2 separate regions of the Homo sapiens genome follow, and region 2 is linked to region 1. Evidence: chromatin contacts called from ENCODE Hi-C data. All regions are on one chromosome and are shown on one strand. Each heading gives the region's core, a stretch centred on a gene start or an enhancer-like site at or near the end of the contact. The rest is flanking DNA. Distances are from core to core; before and after follow the strand shown.

Region 1 (3,269 bases), core at 501-3,000:
TTTATTAAAGTGTCTGATTGTGAAATAAACCTCTTTGATTGGAACACACTAGTAATAGGGCCACACTTTCTGCCTTATTTTTCAACTTTCCCATGTTCCAATGCCATTGACACCAGCTCATTATGAGGTGCTCTAAAACAAAGGCAGCTGGATAGATCAAGCCCATTTGCACCACCACCAGAGACAATTCACAGTGGTTGCCTACCTGGACCCCTGAGTGTCTTCCCATAGAAAGGACAGCTGTTCATAACTGCTTCTTGGTACAGGAAGTATGTTGAGGAAAAAGGGAGCTCAAAGAGCTGGATTACCTAACGCAACTAGAATTTAATTTCGACAGAGTCACAGATTTTTGCTTTTTTTAAACTACTGTATTTCTAGCACTTAAAATTTAGTGATTAGCATATAACACGCTAGATAAACATTCTGTTGGATGAATGAATAATGGTGCTTCCCACTAGGAAGGAACTTTAGTCTTTATAGTGTCACAGAGGATATATATGCCAATCGACCACCCAGGAAGTCCCAGGACCAGGAACAAAGTCTGCTGGAGATCATCCAGGAGATATTCTAGGTTCAGGTGGGTAACTGATCTCATCCTTGGAAGTCAAATATAATGGGAAGGCTAGGCAAGTGCCAATTTCACAGGTAGGTTCTGAAGTCCAAAAACTCACATGGTTAGGAAGAGTAGCTTGAATGAGCAGTGAAGGCAATTTCAGCACCTGTGTCTGAGACTTTTTTTTTCTCTGCCTGCTGGACAGAGATGATCATCATAAGTGGAAGATACCAAGAGTAGGAGTGTTGACCTAGCTAGAGGTGTGAGTAGAATTTGGGTAAGATGGCCTCACATACAGAAAAGGCACTGGATCAAGAGAAGTGGCAGCAAGGCCTTAGCAGCTCATTTTACCACCTTCAGAAAGTTTGTGCTGTTCTGTAGGGATGCTACAATACTCTACAATACTGGTAATAGCATGGTGGAAGCCTGTTCCCTGTAATGGTGATAAGGCTGAATTGAGCATATACATGCATGTGTGTGTATGTGTGTGTGTGTGTGTGTGTGTGTGTGTGTGTGTATAGGCTCGTTTTACAATACTTGGAAAGATGACTGCATGACACTGGTAGAGAAATAGGAATGCTGGGTGTGGTGACTCATGCCTGTAATCCCAGCACTTTGGGAATTTGAAGCAGACAGATCACTTGAGGCCAGGAGTTCGAGGCCAGCCTGGCCTACATGGAGAAACACTGTCTCTACTTAAAAATACAAAAAATTATCCAGGCGTGGTGGTGCAAGCCTGTAATCTCAGCTACTTAGGAGTCTGAGGTGGGAGAATCTCGTGAGCCCAGGAGGCGGAGGTTGCAGTGAGCTGAGATTGCGCCACTGCACTCCAGCCTAGGTGACAGAGCGAGACTCCATCTCAAAAACAAACAAACAAAAAAAGAGAAATAGGAAGAATCTTATATTTCCTAAGCACCTGTTAGGAGGCGGGTCCTGGCCCAAAGAGTTTGGGCATATTATCTCATCAATTTCCTATAGTGACACTGTCATACATTATTAGTCCAATTTTAAAATGAGGAGTCTGAGTTTCAGAGAGCCTTCATACTTCCCTAAAGTCGCACTGCTGGTTGGTGCAGGAACAGGATTTAAACCCAGGAACTGAGCTGCAGGGAATTTGCATCGCTTGAGGAAGCATTTTGCTGAAATGAACATTTCCTCTTTTCTGGGCACCAGGTGCACTGAGCAAAACATGTTTCTAGCTTTTAGTAGTGAATGATTCTCACTCACAGATGCTGTAGCAGTTGCACAGCTGGTGGATTAGTCAGACAGGGACTGCCCACAAGATCGTACAGTGCTCAATAGAATCCAGTGGCAGTTATCCCTGGAAAATTACTCAGACCATGTTTGAAGTTTTGCTTCAAATGGATGAACTACTGTTGAGTTTGCTCCCAAATCATTGCTTTGATTTCTTGGTACCAAAGCAATTTGACTTAAAGCCTGGTCCTCTCCAGCAAATTTATTCCCGGCACATCCCTCTTTCATTTGTCAGCTGGAAACCCCTTCCTTTGCATCCTTCAGCCAGTTCTCAAAATTAACTCAACTGAACATGGATAAACCCTTTCCAGGACTAGAGAATTTTTCCTTATCACAAAACTTATACCACACTGAACCTTCTCCAGTACAACAAAGCAAATACTTGATCATGTTTTACATATTCTAATTCTTTTTATTCCTCAAAGAAATATATGTAGCTCCAAAAAATGAAAGTAATAGTCATCCAGAAATAACCATGGTCAACATATTAGTATATTCTTCCAGACCTCTTCCCTGCCTTGCATACACTTTAATCTATTTTATTGGGCTTATTTGAGGTTGGTACACTCAAATGTGAGTCAAGCTGCTGACCTGGGGTTTAGATGGGCTCGTGTAAGAATACTTAGTGTGGTCTCCGTATGTTTATTGTGGCACTATTCACAATAGCAAAGACTTGGAACCAACCCAAATGTCCAATAATGATAGACGGGATTAAGAAAATGTGGCACATATACACCATGGAATACTATGCAGCCATAAAAATGTTGAGTTCATGTCCTTTGTAGGGACATGGATGAAGCTGGAAACCATCATTCTCAGCAAACTATCGCAAGGACAAAAAACCAAACACCGCATGTTCTTACTCATAGGTGGGAATTGATCAATGAGAACACATGGACACAGGAAGGGGAACATCACACACCGGGGCCTGTTGTGGGGTGGGGGGCGGGTGGGGATGGATAGCATTGGGAGATATACCTAACGTTAAATGATGAGTTACTGGGTGCAGCACACCAACATGGCACATGCATATATGTAACAAACCTGCACGTTGTGCACATGTACCCTAAAACTTAAAGTATAATAAAAATAAAAATTAAAAAAAAAAGAATACTTAGCGTTGTCTCATTTGTGTGTTATGCTTCCGTAGCTGCTCTGACTCAGTGCTGGCAGTGGAGAAGGAAGAAGGGAACTCAGTTCTTCTCTGCATGTTACTGTTTTTCTTTCTGTCAACTCTTTTACTCCAGGAAGCCACCAGCTAATACACTTTGTCAGGGATGTCATACCCAAAGCTGGAACAATTCTCCCTGCTAAATGAAAACTTTCAAAGGAACTCACTTTATTACCTGTGCTACACAACATAAACCAATTTTTGATTTTATTGTTGAAAATCTTACAGGGTACTACTGTTCAATAACCAGCTCTACTGTAGAATAGTGACAGGCTTCTTGACTATGCACTA
Region 2 (3,456 bases), core at 396-2,895, 620 kb before region 1:
CCCCCTGGGGCTTCATCCTAGGGAGAGATCAGAGTTCTGTCTGAAAAACTTGGCTGAAGTTGCTGTAATTCCCACAGGGAGGCCCCACCCAGTGAGGAGGGAGGGATCAGTTAAAGCAGCAGTCTGGCCATGATCTGGCATGGCAGCTATGCTGTATTGTGGGGAACTCCTTCCAGTCCAGACAGCCTGGACTCCCTGGAGCTGGCAGGGTAGAATGGCCCACTCTTAACTTCAGAGATGGTGGCTGCCCTTCCCCCCAGGAACTTGGTCTGTTTCAGGCAGTCTCCAGCCTGCTGCCACTGGCTGGCTGGAATTCCAAGCCAGTGGGTCTTAACCTGTAAGGTGCTGTAGGAGTAGGGCCCACAGAATGAAGCCACTTAACTCCTGGATTCAGCCCCCTTCCTAGCGTAATGCGTGGATGGATCTCCCACCTCACTGGAATTCCCAGGGCCAGATTATACAAAACCCTTGGGCCTCTGTGCATGCCCCAGTGGCCATTATGTGGAGTTTCCACACAGCTCTCTGCTTCGGATCCAAGGCCCTGGTCGCATTGGCTCACGAGGGGATCTCCTGATCTACAGTTTGCAAAGATCCATGGGGAAACCATGGTTTCCCAGATGAGGGTGCATAATCACTCACCACCTCCCTTGGCTGGAGGTGGGGGTTCCCCTGGCTCTGTGCTGCTCCGTGGGCCATTGCTTCACCCTGCTTTTCCTCACTCTCCATGGGTCCAGCTGTCTACCTAGTCAGTCCTAATGCAATAACCTGGATACCTCAGTTGAAGGTACAGAATTCGCTTCCTGTTTTCACTCCTCCCTGTGACAGCTGCAGACTGCAGCTGCTTCTAATTGGCTATCTTATCTGGCACCCCTTGAGATATTTTGCATTTAGGTAAATATTTTGTGTATCACCTTCTTTTCCAAACAATTATTACTATGGTGTCTTCCGGTTGGTAGTTTTCTGATTGCCTCATTTCTTCTACGTGTATTTGTTGACATTTTCCTGTAAGGAAGAGCTTTCCCTTCTCCCCTGTTTTTTTTTTTTATTTGTTATGCCTTATTTGTGGAGTCCTAATTAGAGAAGGGGAGTTGGGCTGGTGGGACCAAGGGAAAGCAAAAAGAGAAAGCCCTCTTCAGCACACAGCACAAACATCATCCTATAAAATCCCCAGCAAGTCTCTCTCTCCTGTCAGTCACCTCCTCTCCTGCTGACCTACCTGTTGTTTTCTTGCAATGCATTTTCCTACTTTCTCAAACCTGCCTTTCTTTACGTACAGCTGTCTTGGTAAATTCTTTTTACCACCTGTGCAATACCAGCCTCAGATAGTTGCCAACCTGGGACATTATTTAACCTTCCTAACTTGAATTTTGTAGTGTTGGGCTCAGAACATGATACCTCAAATTATGGTACTTTGTCATGCTGAGTACTTTGAACTGAAGGAGATTGTAAGGGGCTCAGAGTTTCTTTGACTTTCTTCTATTCACCTTTCCCCACTATTTTTCCTGCCCAAGCTGAGTCATAGAAAGCAGAATTACTCTCCCCTTGGGTGAGTCATAGAAACTAGAATTCCTCTTCCCCAAAGCAAGCATGAAACCTGGAAAGGTCACTCTCTGGCCTCCCTTTTACCCTAAAGGTTCTTACGAGGCAAGTATCCTGCTGTATATGTGGGGGGAAAGAATGTCATACAGAGACACAGGAAAAAATCTGAACAAACAGGCCTTACTGAAGTTCCTTCTCCTCTCCCCTGTCCCTCCAGTCTATTACCATTAGATCATACCCCTTTTTGTCCAGTCATGTTTCTTCACAACTCTGCACTGCTTTTATCAGATTTATTTTTTAAAATACAGTTTTCCTTGGGTCTTTGGATCTTCATTTCCTTATGATGGCTCGCTGCCATGTAATATATAAACTTTTATTGAATTAAAATTATGTGCTTTTCTCCTATTTTTAGGCTTAGCCAGGAATCCTAGGTGGCTTGGGGAAACTTTTCCCCCCATAGGACAAATAAGATACATGTATGTGTTTTTATTTTCCCTTCTTTCTTATGTTGGGGCTTAGAAAATGATACCCAAAAGTATAGCTCTTTGACATGCTTAGCACTTGAATTAAAGGAAATTAGAAGGCCTCAGAATCAAGGACTTTTTGACCTTCTGTGTCTCTTCCCAAGCACAGGGTCGAACTCTCTGAAGGTTCTTTATCTGAAGCTACTCCAGAAGGAACATAATTGCTTTGGATACCTTCCCTGAAATTTTATTATTTAGAGAGGAGTAAACTCATATTTCAGGAAGAAAGACTGAGGAATATTACATATCTAGACAGAATGTCACAAACTATTGTCTGTTCTTAAGGTCCCATTCAGTTTCCAAACACAGCAATTCACAAATGATGATCTGTTCTTTGGGCCCAATCAACTCTCCTAAAAATCATTTACTACCCCTAAAAATTGCCTACATTCCCTCATCTCCTTGTCCTCTATGAAGAGGGTGCTATTTAAGCATTAGCCATCTCATCCTTTTTTGTGTTTCAATTTTGTATGGCTCATACATAGTTTGTATGTGCACACTTGCATGTTAATACATTTACGTACCGTTTTTCATGTTATCAGTTTATTTTAGCAAACTGGAACCTTCAGAGAGGGAGCGGAAAATTTCCTTTGCCCCTACACTTACACGGAAGATAGCATATTATAGACACAGTTGAACTTCTCTTAGCCACAGGTTCTGCATCCACATATACAATCAACCTGAAATCGAAAATATTAAAAGACAATAAAAATAACAGTATGGCAATGAAAATAATACAAATAAAAATACAGTACAACAACTATTTTTATAGCGTTCCCATTGTATTTGGTATTATAAGTAATCTAGAGATGTTTAAAAGTATCTGGGAGGATATGTGTAGGTTATATGCAAATACTACTTCACTTTATATGAGGGACTTGAGCATACACAAATTTTGGTATCTGTGAAGGTTTCTGGAACCAACTCCACATGGGTACTGAGGGGATGACCGTGTTCTTTAGCACTTTGCTTGTTTTACTTTAACAGTGTATCCTGAAAAAAATTCTGTTAGTTTATAGAAACCTTTTTTATTATTTGCATACCTGCATAGTAGTCAGCCAGACTTTTTAAAGGTTTGCAATGACGAAGACATTGACATAATGAAGTACCTGGTACTAGATAAGACCAGCTACCATAAACAACTATATAGCTGGAAATGCATGTGAAAGGTACATGATATTTTTTGTCCTATTTCTGCAAAATTTTTATAAGCTTTAAGTTATTTTGAATACATTTAAAAATCAAAGAAAAATGTAAAATAATAAATAAGTCTGTGAGAGCTTTACTTTTAAAATGTTTTCCCATTTGACCCCTCTACTCTTCCCTATCATTTCTCACCTCAACCCTTCTTTGATTCCCTATTTTTTGGGATAATCTGAATTCTTTGGCATAA

Evidence for each region. A loop is a pair of places that touch in the nucleus more often than their neighbours do. Pooled maps may share reads with other maps.
Region 2: a map with no recorded cell type shows a loop between it and region 1 (2.6-fold over the local background). The contact joins two enhancer-like sites. A Hi-C loop is called at or near these places in 2 of 37 single-sample maps with no recorded cell type and 2 of 50 pooled maps.

Annotation. Positions count from the first base shown.
Region 1 is chr11:84,547,917-84,551,185 of GRCh38, reverse strand. All of the region lies in intron 6 of DLG2 (discs large MAGUK scaffold protein 2), which reads left to right. Among named protein-coding and RNA genes, the nearest start is that of DLG2-AS2, 910 kb to the right of the region's middle. Within about 2 kb of position 1,750, at least 2 of the 41 ENCODE cell types and tissues checked have a DNase peak (open chromatin) inside an H3K27ac peak, as active enhancers do.
Region 2 is chr11:85,168,525-85,171,980 of GRCh38, reverse strand. All of the region lies in intron 4 of DLG2 (discs large MAGUK scaffold protein 2), which reads left to right. Among named protein-coding and RNA genes, the nearest start is that of DLG2, 460 kb to the left of the region's middle. Within about 2 kb of position 1,645, at least 4 of the 41 ENCODE cell types and tissues checked have a DNase peak (open chromatin) inside an H3K27ac peak, as active enhancers do.